2 separate regions of the Homo sapiens genome follow, and region 1 is linked to region 2. A link is an interaction called in ENCODE POLR2A ChIA-PET data of the cell type or tissue named here. Cell type or tissue: CD4-positive, alpha-beta T cell. All regions are shown on one strand. Links, peaks and the distances in the headings refer to the core of each region. The heading gives the core; the rest is flanking DNA.

Region 1 (6,273 bases), core at 1-5,000, 120 kb after region 2:
ATGCTGGTGGAAGACATGAGACTCATGGATCAGAGACAAAGGACAGTTTATTACACAATAGTAGCAGCCAGAGTATTAGGGTTTTGTGCCAATTCTCCAAGCCATGGTCTCCATAAGGCAGCACAAAGAGGGCCCTAGGTGATACCTGCTCACACAGAGTGGACTGTGTTCCAAAAGAGGAATCCTGAGCTTAAGGAATAGGAATCTTTTATAATGGACAGTAAGCATGCCTACCCTTTGCTCCAGAGGAAGATATTGGATTTTCCAAAGCTGTTCACCAGGCAAGCATCCTTATAAGGATAGTTCAGACAAAGGCAGTCAGTGTCTCTCTTTGCAAGACACACAGAAATGTGAGGGGCCCTCAGAAAATTGTCTCCCAAAACTCAATAGCTGTATAATCTCAGGCAAAATTACACTTATCCTTTCTGAGTCTCAGTTTCCTCATCTGTAAAGTAGGAGTAATGCCCATTTGCCATGTGGTTGGAAACAATAAATGAAATATCAGTATAGTCTTCCAAGCACAGTTCCTGGCACGCAACAGATACTCAAGAAATATCGATTACTTCTTCCTGCCACCTCTTCCCTCAACTAATGCCAGTTTAGTGAAGACTTTACTCCAGGCAAATCTATACTCATACCAACTCTTATGTAGATCCATTACAATCACACTCATATGAAAACCTTACATCACTATTTTGTTTCAAGATAGCAGCCCACCAGGTGCATAGAATCTAAGCCTGTCTTGATCCCATCACACTTGATCAATTTCAGCCCAACGACTCATCATTAAACAATTCAAAAATCCCAAATCCTCCAGCTCAGGGGCTCTCAGGCTTTGTGGCATGTTTAAATCACCAGAGGAGCTTTTAAAAAATGCCACTGCATCCAATACCAATTAAATCATACTCTCTGGGGGTGGGACTCAGGTTCCAATCATTTAAAACATTCTCCAGGTGAGTCCAATATACAGCCAGGGCCCAGCGCTCTAGCTCTTACTCAGACAACTAGCAGAGTCTGCGTGTGTGAATTTGCAATGCTTAAGCTGTTTCAGTTGAGTAATTGGGCCAACTCTAAAAAGGTCATCAGGCATCTGTAGGTACTTCACGGAGCCCAGGAAGGAGCTGTGGCCTGGGGAGGGGGAGTGGGCACAGAGAAGAAATTGAAAGTGGGGGAAGGTGGTCCATGCTCTAATAGAAGACAGGAGACAGCCCCCTTGTCCTTTGGAATTCCAGCATGGCCTGAGAATAGGGTCTATATACCCTGGGTACTCAATTAATGCTTTCAAATGGTCTCAGGCTTTCCAGCTCCTCCCCCCAGGCATCAAGCATTCTGCATGCACACTTCGGGTTGAAAATAGCTCCAGTCCTTGCCTTGCTCCCTGGCAGACTAGATTATAGGATTAACTCTTCACCTCCCAGCTGGGCTATGGGAATCCTCTTGCCTCTTTTCCTTAGGTATGAACGATCAATAATATAGATTTTCTCACTTTCTTCTTCCATCTTTGGAAGCTGTTCTTAGGCAGTTACCTTTGTTTTGCTGGCAGATCCAGAAGGAGAAACTAAGGCCTGCGTGGCCCTGGGGAGGGGTCGTGCTCCCTGATGACTGCCCTGTGGTTATGTGACATCCGCTGATCTGCTTGCTGGGGAGCTACTCTGTCCTTCCTCCTTTCTGGTAGGGAAAGTAAAGGTGCAGCAAAGGGGCTCCAGGGCCCCCAAAGTCAGGATTTCAAATTTGCTTTCTGCTACTGTGCAGTCCCCTTCACTCATAAACATGCAAATCACCCAGGTAATTGAGCCACCTGAAGTCCAAGTGAGCCTAATTTGTCTAACGAATTCAGGCTGCACAGCAAATTACCTGAAACTCAAGTGAAAGTGGGCTTTTCAGACTGGAGAGAGCCTGCCCGAGCCTTTGTTTCCAAACGGTTGCTGCATTTTCCTCATGGTGCCTGGCTGGAACAAAAGGGACCACAAACACCAAGGGAGGCTGGGGGAGCTGCTTTTGTCGGTCGCTGAAATAGCCGCCACGTTGCTAGCTGAGGCTAGTTTTGAAAGCCACTTGGCACTGGGGCTTCCTGCAGAACCCATGCTGCGATGAGGGAGCCCTGGAGCCTTATTTTTGCAGGAATGTGGGGCCTGAGCTGACTAGGGTGTGCCTTCGGGTCATAGTTCTTGGAAGGTGCAGGGCTGACTGGGGAAAATGGTGCACAGGGGAAACTGAGTCCAGCACACACTGGCACACTTCTCTTCATGACTCGATGGCTTTTAAAATCATAGCTGTTCAGGCAGGAGTGTGGAGCCTGCATAGGTGCCTGGGGAAGGAGTTGGAGGAACTTTTTCTGCCTTCTCTAGCTGAGCCTGGCGATGTCCAAGCAGGAGTGGTGAGGGATGGCTGCAGAGTCAGATCTCCCCACTCCATTCCCACCCCACCCCTACCCTGGGTTTTCATTATGTATCAGGGATGATGGCACAAAAACAAGATCTTTGTTCCTCCCCTCCTCCTGGGCACCTGCTGCTGTCATCCTACCCACCTGAAGGCTCACAGGCCACCACCAGTGACATCACAGGGCCGTCGCCACGGAAACGGGCAGTGAGGTCAGACAGCAGGGGCTTGATGGCTTCAGGCAGGGAAGGAGGGGAGCCAAGACCGAGGGGGCCAGGGTTTCAGGAATGGAGCTTGCTAGGGATTAGAGCAGACACAGCGAGAAGGAAAATGTAGCCAGTGAGCTTCCCTGAATCAGGAGAGGGCCAGGTTCCCGCTCGAAGGCCCTATCAATTAGTCACTCACTGCATGAACCACACCCGCCCAGCGCCAGCCTCCAAAACCTGATTGCCATTCGGGGGCTGGTTCTACTTGTAATTTGCTGGCTCAAAGGTCGGAATGGATTCCTAAGGAAAACGGATTTCCTGGTAGCCATTCCTTGGGGACTGAGCTCCTGAAATCAATTGGCCCAAATTTCAGCACAAATCAAGCCTTTAAATTCCCATTGAGGGTGGGAGTGGCTCACTAGGGGGATGGAGAAAAAAGAACAGCCAGAGGCTGGGGAGAGCTGGCAGAGAGGCCAGGATCTGTATGTCCAGAGGGTCAGGGGCCAGCAGGTGGGGAAGAGGGGGAGGGACAGGGGGAGCCGCTGGCGCCCTAGGAGGCAAGGAGAGAGGGCACTCTATAAATCACCAGCGCCTTTTTAAAAATGGAGTTTAACCTCCCCTAGCTTTGCTTTTGATTTTATTAGCGGTTTCATTTCCTTGGGTAATAATTCATTATCTCATTCCCAGCCTGGGGAACGGTGCCGGCCCAGAAGTGGCATTTACCTTCCTCACCTTAAAGTGATGCTTTTTTAGCTCTGTCATCTTCAGATCACTCTCAGCCCTGGCCCTGTTATCCGGCTGCAGCTCCACGTGGCCCCCCCCAAGACCTCACAGCTCCTAGGCACTGGCTGACCATGTGAATGAAGGGTGGCCCAGCTGACCTGGCCGCCCTTCCCTCCCCTCGCCAGTGCTCCAGCGTCTGCTTCTCCGACGCTATTTGCACCAGAACTGTCTTTGGGGCCCCAGCTTCTCTCTGTTGTGAAGCGAGACAGCTGGCAGGCTGCGGTGAGATAGAGCCGTTCTGCTGGAGCCGAGATAACTGCTCCTGGGAGGGAACCCAGTGGAGGATTGAAGGGTCCACATGTGTCAGCTTAACTGGAGGATCTGAAAAAGCTATTTCAATCTCGTCCCCAAGTGGGAAATTGGCAGATGCCCTTCTGTGGAATGAAAGTTTCCTCTTCCTCTCCATCCTCTCTGCCAAGGAAGAAAGCTTGATTAACGAGGGTGTGACAATGTTTTTCACAAGGAATAAGTCCTCCCAAATCCATTCTGGAGTCACAGAAAAGATCCCCTCCTGATGGGAAGTATGGCAGGCTGGAGATGAGGATGCAGTGCTCTCCCCATCACTGGCCAGCATCCGTTCCTGCGGTGCCCCCTGTCCATCATCCCCCCGTCCCACCCCTACCATGTTGCAGATGCTGGGCACTAGGTGTATCCATGAACAAAGCCATCGTTGACCCTTCCTCCTGGAACTGACAGTCCAGTGGCCTGTTCCTGCTCTCTGGTAAATGACCTGGAGCGTGTGTGGAGTGCGAGGAGCAAGCGGCATCTCCTTTGGTGGTCTAGTTCTCTAACGGCTGAATGAACGGCCGGTGTTTATCCTCTAATGAGTTTTCCATCTCTTCTTCTCCTCACAGGAGGTCAGCGTCATTACAATCACTTTGTTCTACACACGGGTACAGGTGTCCCACAGTGGAGCTCAAGTCGCATGTTAGAATCTCCTGGTGCCCAAGCCTGGACCATTATATCGGAATCTCTGGGGTGGAACCCAGTGTCAGTGTGGAAGGCCCCCAGGGGATTCCCACATGCCCACAGCCCTACACCCTTGCTACTCAAGTGTAGCCTGGGAGGCAGCATCATTTGGGATCTTGTTAGAAATGCTGGATCTGGGTCTTACTCCAGACCTGAGGAGCTGGAATCTGCATTTTAACCAGATCGCCAGGGGACAGCTGAGTATCCTTCCTCATAGGCACTGAAATCCCCTGAAGGAGCCACCCGGTAGAGCTGTGGTCCTGTCACCTCTTCCCTCTGCTCCCTCAGCCTCGCTGTACTGTACATGGGGGGTCACAAGTCCCCAGCATAGGAAAGGAAGCCACTCCTTTCTCCCAGGTTAGTTGTCAACCTGCTGGAGCTCAACCCTGCAGAGAAAGGAACTGGAGACAGGGGAAGGGAGGAGACGCGGGGACCTCAGATCCAGCATGCAAATCACATGCAAATCAGCATCCTGGAGGCTCTTTGCATTTGGGCTGGGGAGAGTCTTGGAACCCTGCAGTGAGGTTAAGAAGTGGCGGTAAGGTTGGGGTTCGCCAGCGCTCTGCATCCTCTCTCCAGGCCAACAGTTCTGCTGGCTCAGGCCTGGCTCATGCAGCGTCTATCTCCGGGCTCCCAGGCAGATGAAAGGCTGTGAGGAGTGGCACCTGGTGGGCCCCCTCCCAGCTCCCCTTCCCCGTGCCCAGCTCCTCTCAGCCAAAGCCTCCACTCCTGACCTCCTTCTTTCATGCCAGCAGCTAGGCCTGAACTCTGGGGCTCCTGGCACCTCCTGCTTTTGTGTCTTATTTGTCAAAATTGTGGCATGTGTCAAGGGCTTAATGCGGAGTGTTTCCTCCTGATTGGCGCTGTTCCCCTGTTAATGGGCAGCACCTGTTTTCCAGGCTGTGGGAGAAAGTGCAGGGAATGGAGGAGAGGTGGAGAGACAGCCCAGCTCATTCCGCTGGGGTGGGGGTCTCAAACTATGGGGGTGCCACTCACGAGCCACAGGCAGCTTGCCCAGACTGAGCTCTGGGTGTCCTCTTTGTGGCCCTAGAGAGCCACGTACTGGGCAGGAGCTGTGGCTCAAGGTGCAGCCCCTCTGGGTCTCCTAATTCAGTGGATTTCTGGCATCTCCACAATAAACATCAGACACGTGCAGACCTCTGATCACCTAGGAGAAACCTTTTCCCAAGGGCTCCTTCCTCCTCTGCAGGTTCCCCTGGTACTGTTTCTATCCCAAAACTAGGTTCAAAAAGCAATGGAAAAGTAGACAACTGAAACTGACACCCAGAGGTCAGAGTTCAAGTCGCAGGACTTCAGGAGAGTCACGTAGCTTCTCTGAGCATTGGTAACTTCGGTGGAAAATGGGCAGAATGAGGCCCATTTTGCTGCTTTCTGGTGAAAATAAAATGAAATATGCGAACGCTCCTAATACAGTGGTGGGCACATTGTAGGTGCTCAAATATGTGTTCATTTCTAGATGGATGCCAATACAATCTGAGTAGTAAATTAGTCCAGTGGTTCTCAAAGTGTGGTCCCTGGACCAGCAGCAGCATCTGGGAACTTGTTAGAAATGCACATTCTCAGGCCCCGCCCCAGACCTGCACAATCAGAAGCTCTGGAAGGGGCCCAGCAGGCTGTGCTCCAGCAAGCCCTCCAGGTGACGCTGTTGCATGCTTAAGTTTGAGAACCAAGGGTGTGGACGCTAAATGTTACAGGTAATACGGCATGAGTCTCTGTGCCCTTCCTTTGAAGTCACATCGATTTGGTGGGAAAATGATACATGGAATGAGCAGAGCAGCTGGCACTTACATGGCATGTACCATGGGCCCATGTGTGAGGTGCTCTTGCATTAACACACTTAATCGTCACAACCACCCTGAGTGCTAGGTGCTGGTGTTGTGCCCATTTTATAGAGGAGGAAACTGAGGCACACAGA
Region 2 (7,108 bases), core at 1,540-6,539:
TCCAGGGTATGTACATGCTATTTATTTATTTATTTTTGAGATAGGGTCTTACTCTGTCATCCAGGCTGGTGTGCAGTAGCATGATCACAGTTCACTGCAGCCTCAACCTCCTGGGTTCAAGCAATCCTCCCACCTCAGCCTTCCAAGTAGCTGAGCCTACAAGTGTGCACCACCACACCTGGCTGATTTTTTTTTTTTTTTTGATAGAGAAGGTCTCACTACATTGTCCAGGCTGATCTCAAACTCCTGGGCTTAAAGTGATCCTCTTGCCTTGGCTTCTCAAAGTGCTGGGATTACAGGTGTGAGCCACCATGCCTGGCCTGGATGTGCTGTACTTTAACTACATCCCTCATAGACACTTAGACTGGCTCGAATTTTGTTAGTATAACTGAAAGGAACTTCTTTGTATGTAACATCTTTGTGCATATATGGTGATACTGATATTTCTGTGGGGTACATGCCTAGCAGTGGAACTGGTCAAGGTTCATGCCCACCCTTCATGTTTAATGCATATTGCCAAACTCGTCTCTGAAAAGAGTGGACAGCCTGAGAATGTCTCTCTCCCCACACCCTCACCAACCCTGGCTGGTATCAATCTTGTAAACTTTTTGCCAATCTGATGGGGAAAGAATAATACCTTGTCTGAAATTATGTTTTATTACAAATGAGATAGAAATAGTTTTAGTTATTTATTGGCAATATGCATGTATTTTTTGGTGAACTGCCTGTTGGTATAATTTGACTGTTTTCTCTGTCAGCTTGTGATTGCTTTCTTATTGAATATGGCACGGCTTTATATATTATGGCTATAAACTCTTTTGTCATATCTATCCCAAATTTTCCTAAATTCATCATGGGTCTAGCTCTTCGACAATCCCATTAAAAACCCAGAACTATGGGTCTTAATTCATTCTCCAGGCATTTACTGTCTCTTTGTTTATTTACTTTATTTTTATTTATTTATTTATTTATTTATTTATTTATTTATTTATTTATTTATTTTGAGATGGAGTCTTGCTATGTTGCCCAGGCTGGAGCGCAATGGTGTGATCTTGGCTCACTGCAACCTCCACCTCCCGGGTTCCAGCGATTCACCCACTCCAGCCTCCCAAATAACTGGGATTACAAGAGACCACCACCACGCCTGGCTAATTTTTGTATTTTTAGTAGGGACGGGGTTATGCCATGTTGGCCAGGCTGGTCTTGAACTCCTGACCTCAGGTGATCTGCCCGCCTCAGCCTCGCAAAGTGCTGGAATTGCAGGCGTGAGCCACCACGCCCAGCATGTCTCTTTGTTGAAACACTGTAGTTGGACGATGGAAACCTTGGAACTATGTGGATAAGGAAGGCATGAGGAACTCACTCTCCCAACTCATTTGCACCCCTACCAGCAGCCCTAGAGGACTTGAATTTCTTTCTGAAATTTGCTCTGGGGCTTTTAGGGTTGGGGGTTATAGCAAACACTTTTCATAACCTCTCTGTCCACCTGTACCTGTAGCCTCAACCTCCTGGGTTCAAGCAATCTTCCCACCTGTACCTGTCTGTGCTGGCAGCCTTCTACCTCAAGCACCTGGGGTTCTCTGATGTTTTGCTTCTGATCATTCCCCAGTGCCTTAAGAGCTTGCACAGCCTGTGCAACCTATGCACTGAGCACCCTAAAGTGCTGGGAATTCAATACTGTGAATTTAATAACCCTCCGCCAAGGCAGGGCAAGTCTGAGGATAAAGGCTTCAGCTCCCCCATCCTTTGGAGGGGGACAGTCTCAAAGCATGTTCTCCATGATTCCTGAGTGGGTCCCCAGCTTCTTGGTATCCCTCTCCAAATAAGCTACCTGCAACCAAGTCCTTGTCCCAGGGTCTCCTTTGGAGAGAACCACACTAAGACAGGAGAGCAAAGCCATCTGTGAATTTCATAGTGCCTTGGTATAAACTCTGATAAAACGGTGATTTTTCCCAAGTCTCAGAGTTGGCACTGGGGTAGGCTTTACTCCTCTACATGAACGAGTCTTCCCCTGCAGACACAAGCAAGCACGCTTTGACCTCCCTTTCTGTTCTCCTGCAACCCACTGAGAAAAAGAGAAGGTTCCTGGGTAAACAGCCAAGGCTACGATTTCCCAAACTCCCAACAGGTCTCAGCACCAGGGAAGAGGGTGTGGCAGCGGGGATGAAGAGCCAGGCCTTGTGCTGACAGAGAGACCCCCAGAAAGCTGGGTCTTTTCTCAGCCAGCCATAGGAGGGACAGCACTTAGGTCAACAGGTGTCCCAGAGACACACAGCCCCCTCCTGTGAAGGCCTAACCTTAACTGGATAGCCAGAAGAGTAGAGGCTGTGGCAGTAGCTACCACATCCCAAGCCTGGGGTCCTCCAAGCAAAATTCATTCACCAGTCCTTCCTAAACAAGATTACTGGGAACCTTTCGCATGAGACAATGCAGAGGACATTCATCCATGAATTCAAACTACTGCATTATAATCAAACAGCAGCACCAGCTGGATCTCCAAGAACCACAGGCCGGAACCACTTCACCGGGAGGTCTGGAGAACAAAGACAGAGTGAAGAGTTACCAAGTGGCACTGGTTTAGGATTCCAAGTCCCGGAAAGGGGCTTCTTCTTGCACGAACTTCATTCCAAGACAAGAAACTTGGGTTACAATGATGTAGGATATCCAGCTTTGGCCAGCGTCTCGCCTGATTCCGTAGGGGTGGTGGCAGTTTCAGGGTCTAAGGTGTTTTTTCCAGGCTGTGTTTGACCGCAGCATCCAGGCTCCCTAAGCTGTAACCAGCCTGTTTTCTTCCCTCTTTATCCGCCTGGCAAGGTTCCTTTCCCTGTCCCCGCCCCCTTCCACTCCTCCCTAGCTTAGGGAACCTAAACTTCCCTTTACTTTATGATGCAGAACAGGCCAATGTTTCTTTGTCTCAATCTTCTCCCATCTAGACGGTACCCAGAGGCCAACAGGCCCATTAAGGTGTTTTCTTAAACAAAAGAACGAGTAAATCTTCCATTGCCTGCGAGTAAAAGGCTCAGAGTATGGCCAGCTTTTAAAATAACGGTTTCTGGTTTTCTCCGCAACAACACCTGTAAAGCACTTACCAGCTGCCTGGCACTGAGCCAGCCCTCGACGCGGGAAGCTCTCGCTAAGAGAAGCAGGTGGGAACTCCGAGGGGAGAGGCCGGCAGGCCGGCCTGGGGATGTGGCGCCCTGGGGTACTGGCCAGACAGGAGGCCTCTGGCACAGCCCCGGAAGACCCAATGGGGGCACACGGGGAATCAGAGGCCCTGGTCCGGTGACAGACACAGAGCCGGGAGGTGGAAAGGAGGCGCCGGATGGATCCTTGGAGTCCAACCCCTCTTTCCTTTTTCTCGGGGGACTCCAGTTGGCTTGTGGGAATCTCCTGGAAGCCTTGCCAGGAAGCCAACTTCTCTGAAGCCAAAGGAAGATCTTAGGAATCACCAGCTCCCCTGCCCAGGCCAAAGCCAGCGGTCTCCGTTGGAACTCGGGTAGGAGGAGGCTCGGGTGACCTTGAGCAGGCCACCTCTCTTCTCCTGATCTCCAGCTGGCCTGGAGCTCCCTGGCTGAGAAACTGACGGTCTGAGAAGGAAGGAAAAGGAAGCAGAGCTGGGATCCACCCTGGAGAGAAGCCGACGAGCCCCCTCAGTCCCTGCAGAACCCAGGCCACCACCGGGCGGCAAGCATCTGCCGCCTAATTGCGGACGGCAGGCGGGACCAGCAGGGCGGAGCGGGGCGGGGAGGGAGGCAGCGAGGGTGGCTGCACGCGGGGCCCAAGAATCTGCCCGCCTCTTTAATGAGGAAGTAATTCAGTTAGCTCGGATTTCCCGGTCAGCAGCTTTTATTAAATGCTGGCGCAGCCACGCCATTAGGGACATGAAGAGAAGCTCGGGAACCAGTGGAGATGGGGGGCGGGGGGAGAGCAAGCGGGAGAGCGAGGTAAGTTGTTAAGCAGGTTAGGAGCGGGGAGAACCGGCGAAATAAAGAAGAGAGAAAGCGCGCCATGGGGCGGCGAGAAGGAAACGAAGCGCAAACAGCCCAGCAAAGGCGGCGAAGGCAGGGCTGCGGGTCCGGGCGCCTCTGTTGTGTCCGCGCAGCGTAATCAGGTGCGAATGCAATCCCGCCTCCCTTGAAAGGCCCTCCTCATTCCCTCCACTCGCTGCAGAACCAAGATGTATACTAGTCACGCTGAAATAAATCATAACGCAGGTAGTCTGAGGTTCGCAGTCTCCCAGCCACGAAGTCAAAGTGATGTGCTTGGCCACAGCACTCAGCGAGGCACTGCTGGGGCCTGCCCCGCTCCTCTGGGCAAGGATGCAAGGTGAGGGATTGCCATAAAACACAAAAACCCAACATGATTGTGCAGTTGTAAGTACTTTTGTTTGTATCAACTCTCAGTGGTCATGTTAAGGCATTATTGTCCCTATATTATAGGTGAGGAAACTGGGTCAGAAGGGTAAATCAGGGTCAGCAACCTATGGTCCATGGGCTAAATGTGGCCCACCTCCTGTTCGTGTCAATAAAGTTTTATTGGCATACAGCAACACCCACTCCTTTATAGATAGTCCATGGCTGTGTTTGAGCTACAAGGGCAGAGTTGAGTAGCTATGACTGAGACTATGTGGTCCATAAAGCCTAAAGGACTTACTGTCCAGCTCTTGGCAGAGTATGTTTGCCGATCCCTGGATTAAACAGCCTGTTCAATTACAGAACCAGAAAGAGACAGACCGGGTGCCCAATCCAGCTTTATTCCTGAAGTTCTGCGACAATGGGGGGCCTTAAAAGGCCCCAAATGGGTCAGGACAAGGAGCACAGTGTACTAGGGGGAGAGAAGAGGTCAACCAGCTGGCCTGGTGCACCTCAATGCTGGATGGTGAGAGGGGAAGGTGCGGAGGACCCAGGCCATGCAGGGTGGTGTACAGGAAGCATAGTTATCTTAACTGTTCAGCAGCAGCCTTACCTGCCAGAACTCAGCCTTTTTTGGCCGGAGAGTGATGGACTAAGATCTCAGCTCTTGCAGCACCCATTCCTGGAGACTGGAGAGGGGCTCCATGAACCTGGAGCCAGCTAGACCAGGCCTGTGGGTGGAGGCTGGCAGGTTTCCCTGTATTCTCGTCCATTCCTCTTTCAGGCCAGCGGGCCTCCTCTGAACTGGACTTTGCTTCAGGCATTCCTTCAGGCTGTGTGATTAATGCTCAGTGGAAGCCTGAGAGGGCAGAGGGTGAGAGGAAGGACAACAGGGACTGCCTGCCTCCCATCCCTGATGGACGGGCAGGGCTCGCGGGCTGTGTTGGCGCTCCTGCTGGTGGTAATCACATCTGAGGAGCTTGGAACCCAGGAAATGCAATGAGCCCATCTGGAAAACTGTGGGCTGAAGCACCTCCCAGGTCGGGGAACAACTGCCCTCCTGAAACATGCAGTCTGGCAAAAGGGATAGGTTAGGGGGAGGAGGAGTCAACTCAAAAAAAAACCTCCAATGTGCTTGGCTATCCTGGCCAGTTAACTCCATACACTATTGCTAATGATGTTAGTGTATACTGTGAATAATCGTAAACTATAAAATTACGTATCATTTCATTCATTCAGGAAGTGCTGTTTGGGCACCTACCACATGCCAGGCACCGTTCTGGTCTTGGAGGACACAGTCGTGAGCAAACAAGTCCCTGACCCTGAAAATTACCTTCCAGAAAGGGAGACCAAACATCCCACTGCATCCAAATAACATATGATCTAATTTCAGGATGCAGAAGTATTAGGAAGAAACCAGGCAGGGAAGGGGCTAGAGCCAAGACCTGAGGAAAGCAAAGGAGTGATCATGCAAAAACATAAGGAAAGGTGTTCCAGGCAGAGGGAACGGTCAATGCGAAGGCCGCGAGTTTGGGAAGAGCTTGGTGTGTCTGAGGAACATGGGAAAAGAGTGGGTCGTCTGGAGGCAGTGGGAGAGGAGGTACAGAAATCAGCAGGGGACAGGTCGCGCAGAGTGTAGAGGCCATGGAAGGTCTTCGGCTATCACTGAGTCAAGAAGAAGCCCTTGGAGAAGGGAAATGGAGCTGGAGCACATAGGCAGTTTTGGAGGAGTTTTTCTATAGAGGAGCAGAAAGATGGGGTACTGGCCAGAGAGGGGAGAGGGCTGGGAAGAGATTGTTTTTCTTATTTTTAAAGAGGGAGCTGGGCGGGGCACGGTGGCTCACTCCTGTAATCCCAGCACTTTGGGAGGCTGAGGCAGGCAGATCACGAGGTCAGGAGTTCAAGACCAGCCTGACCAATATGGTGAAACCCTGTCTCTACTAAAAATACAAAAAAAATTAGCCAGATGTGGTGGTGGGCTCTAAGTAGTCCCAGCTACTCAGGAGACTGAGGCAGGAGAACTGCTTGAACCCAGGAGGCGGAGGTTGCAGTGAGCTAGGATCACACCACTACACTCCAGCCTGGGCAACAGAGCAAGACTCCATCTCAAAAAAAAAAAAAGAGGGAGCTATTAATGCGTGTTTATGGGTTGGTGAAATGGCCCAGGAGAGAGGAAGACAACAATGACGCCAAAGAGAGGGGGACAATTATAGTAGAAAGTTCTGTGTAGACAAGAAAAGCCAGGAACAGCCCACATGCTCCTGCCGTCTGTTCCAGGAACGTATCTACGTTTCCTGCTTGCATCTGTACAACGTCCCCATTTGGAGGGTGACACCACGCACTGAGATTTTTGTGGGATTATTCCCAATGATGCCTTTCTCCTGATGTAATTATGAAGAATTTTTATAAGTGTCCCAGTTTGGACAATAAATTAGGTGGTCGTTCTATCTATGAGGTAGGTAGTTTTTTTATTTTGTTTTGTTTTTTTGTTTGTTTGGAGACAGTCTCTCTCTCTTGTCCAGGCTGGAGTGCAGTGGTGCAATCTCAGCTCACTGCAACATCTGCCTCCCAGCCTTACTTGATCCTCCTGCCTCAGCCTCCTGAGTAGCTAGGACTACAGGTGTGAACCACCACACCTGGCTAATTTTTTGTATTTTTGATAGAGATGGGATTTTACCATTGCCCAGGCTGGTCTTGAACTCCTGAGCTCAAGCAATCCACCTGCCTTGGCCTCTCAAAGTGGTGGGATTACAGGT

What was found. ChIA-PET counts read pairs that join two places held together with the same protein. Peaks named below come from ENCODE experiments on the same cell type or tissue, not always from the same donor. Only the 100,000 strongest peaks of a DNase experiment are listed, where the experiment ranks them.
Region 1: POLR2A ChIA-PET joins it to region 2 with 5 read pairs; 2 of 35 experiments call an interaction of 5 or more read pairs at or near these places.

The regions. Positions count from the first base shown.
Region 1 is chr17:73,782,953-73,789,225 of GRCh38, reverse strand. All of the region lies in intron 2 of LINC00469 (long intergenic non-protein coding RNA 469), which reads left to right. LINC02092 (long intergenic non-protein coding RNA 2092) reads right to left here and starts at 2,404. Exons shown (of 7, transcript NR_040020.1): 1 at 1,412-2,404. In CD4-positive, alpha-beta T cell, for the core only: no CTCF peak of the experiment used is centred there; no DNase peak of the experiment used is centred there; H3K27me3 peaks cover 413 bases.
Region 2 is chr17:73,898,852-73,905,959 of GRCh38, reverse strand. No RefSeq gene overlaps it. Among named protein-coding and RNA genes, the nearest start is that of LINC00469, 74 kb to the right of the region's middle. In CD4-positive, alpha-beta T cell, for the core only: no CTCF peak of the experiment used is centred there; a DNase peak (open chromatin) is centred at 3,749; H3K4me3 peaks cover 863 bases; H3K27me3 peaks cover 2,069 bases.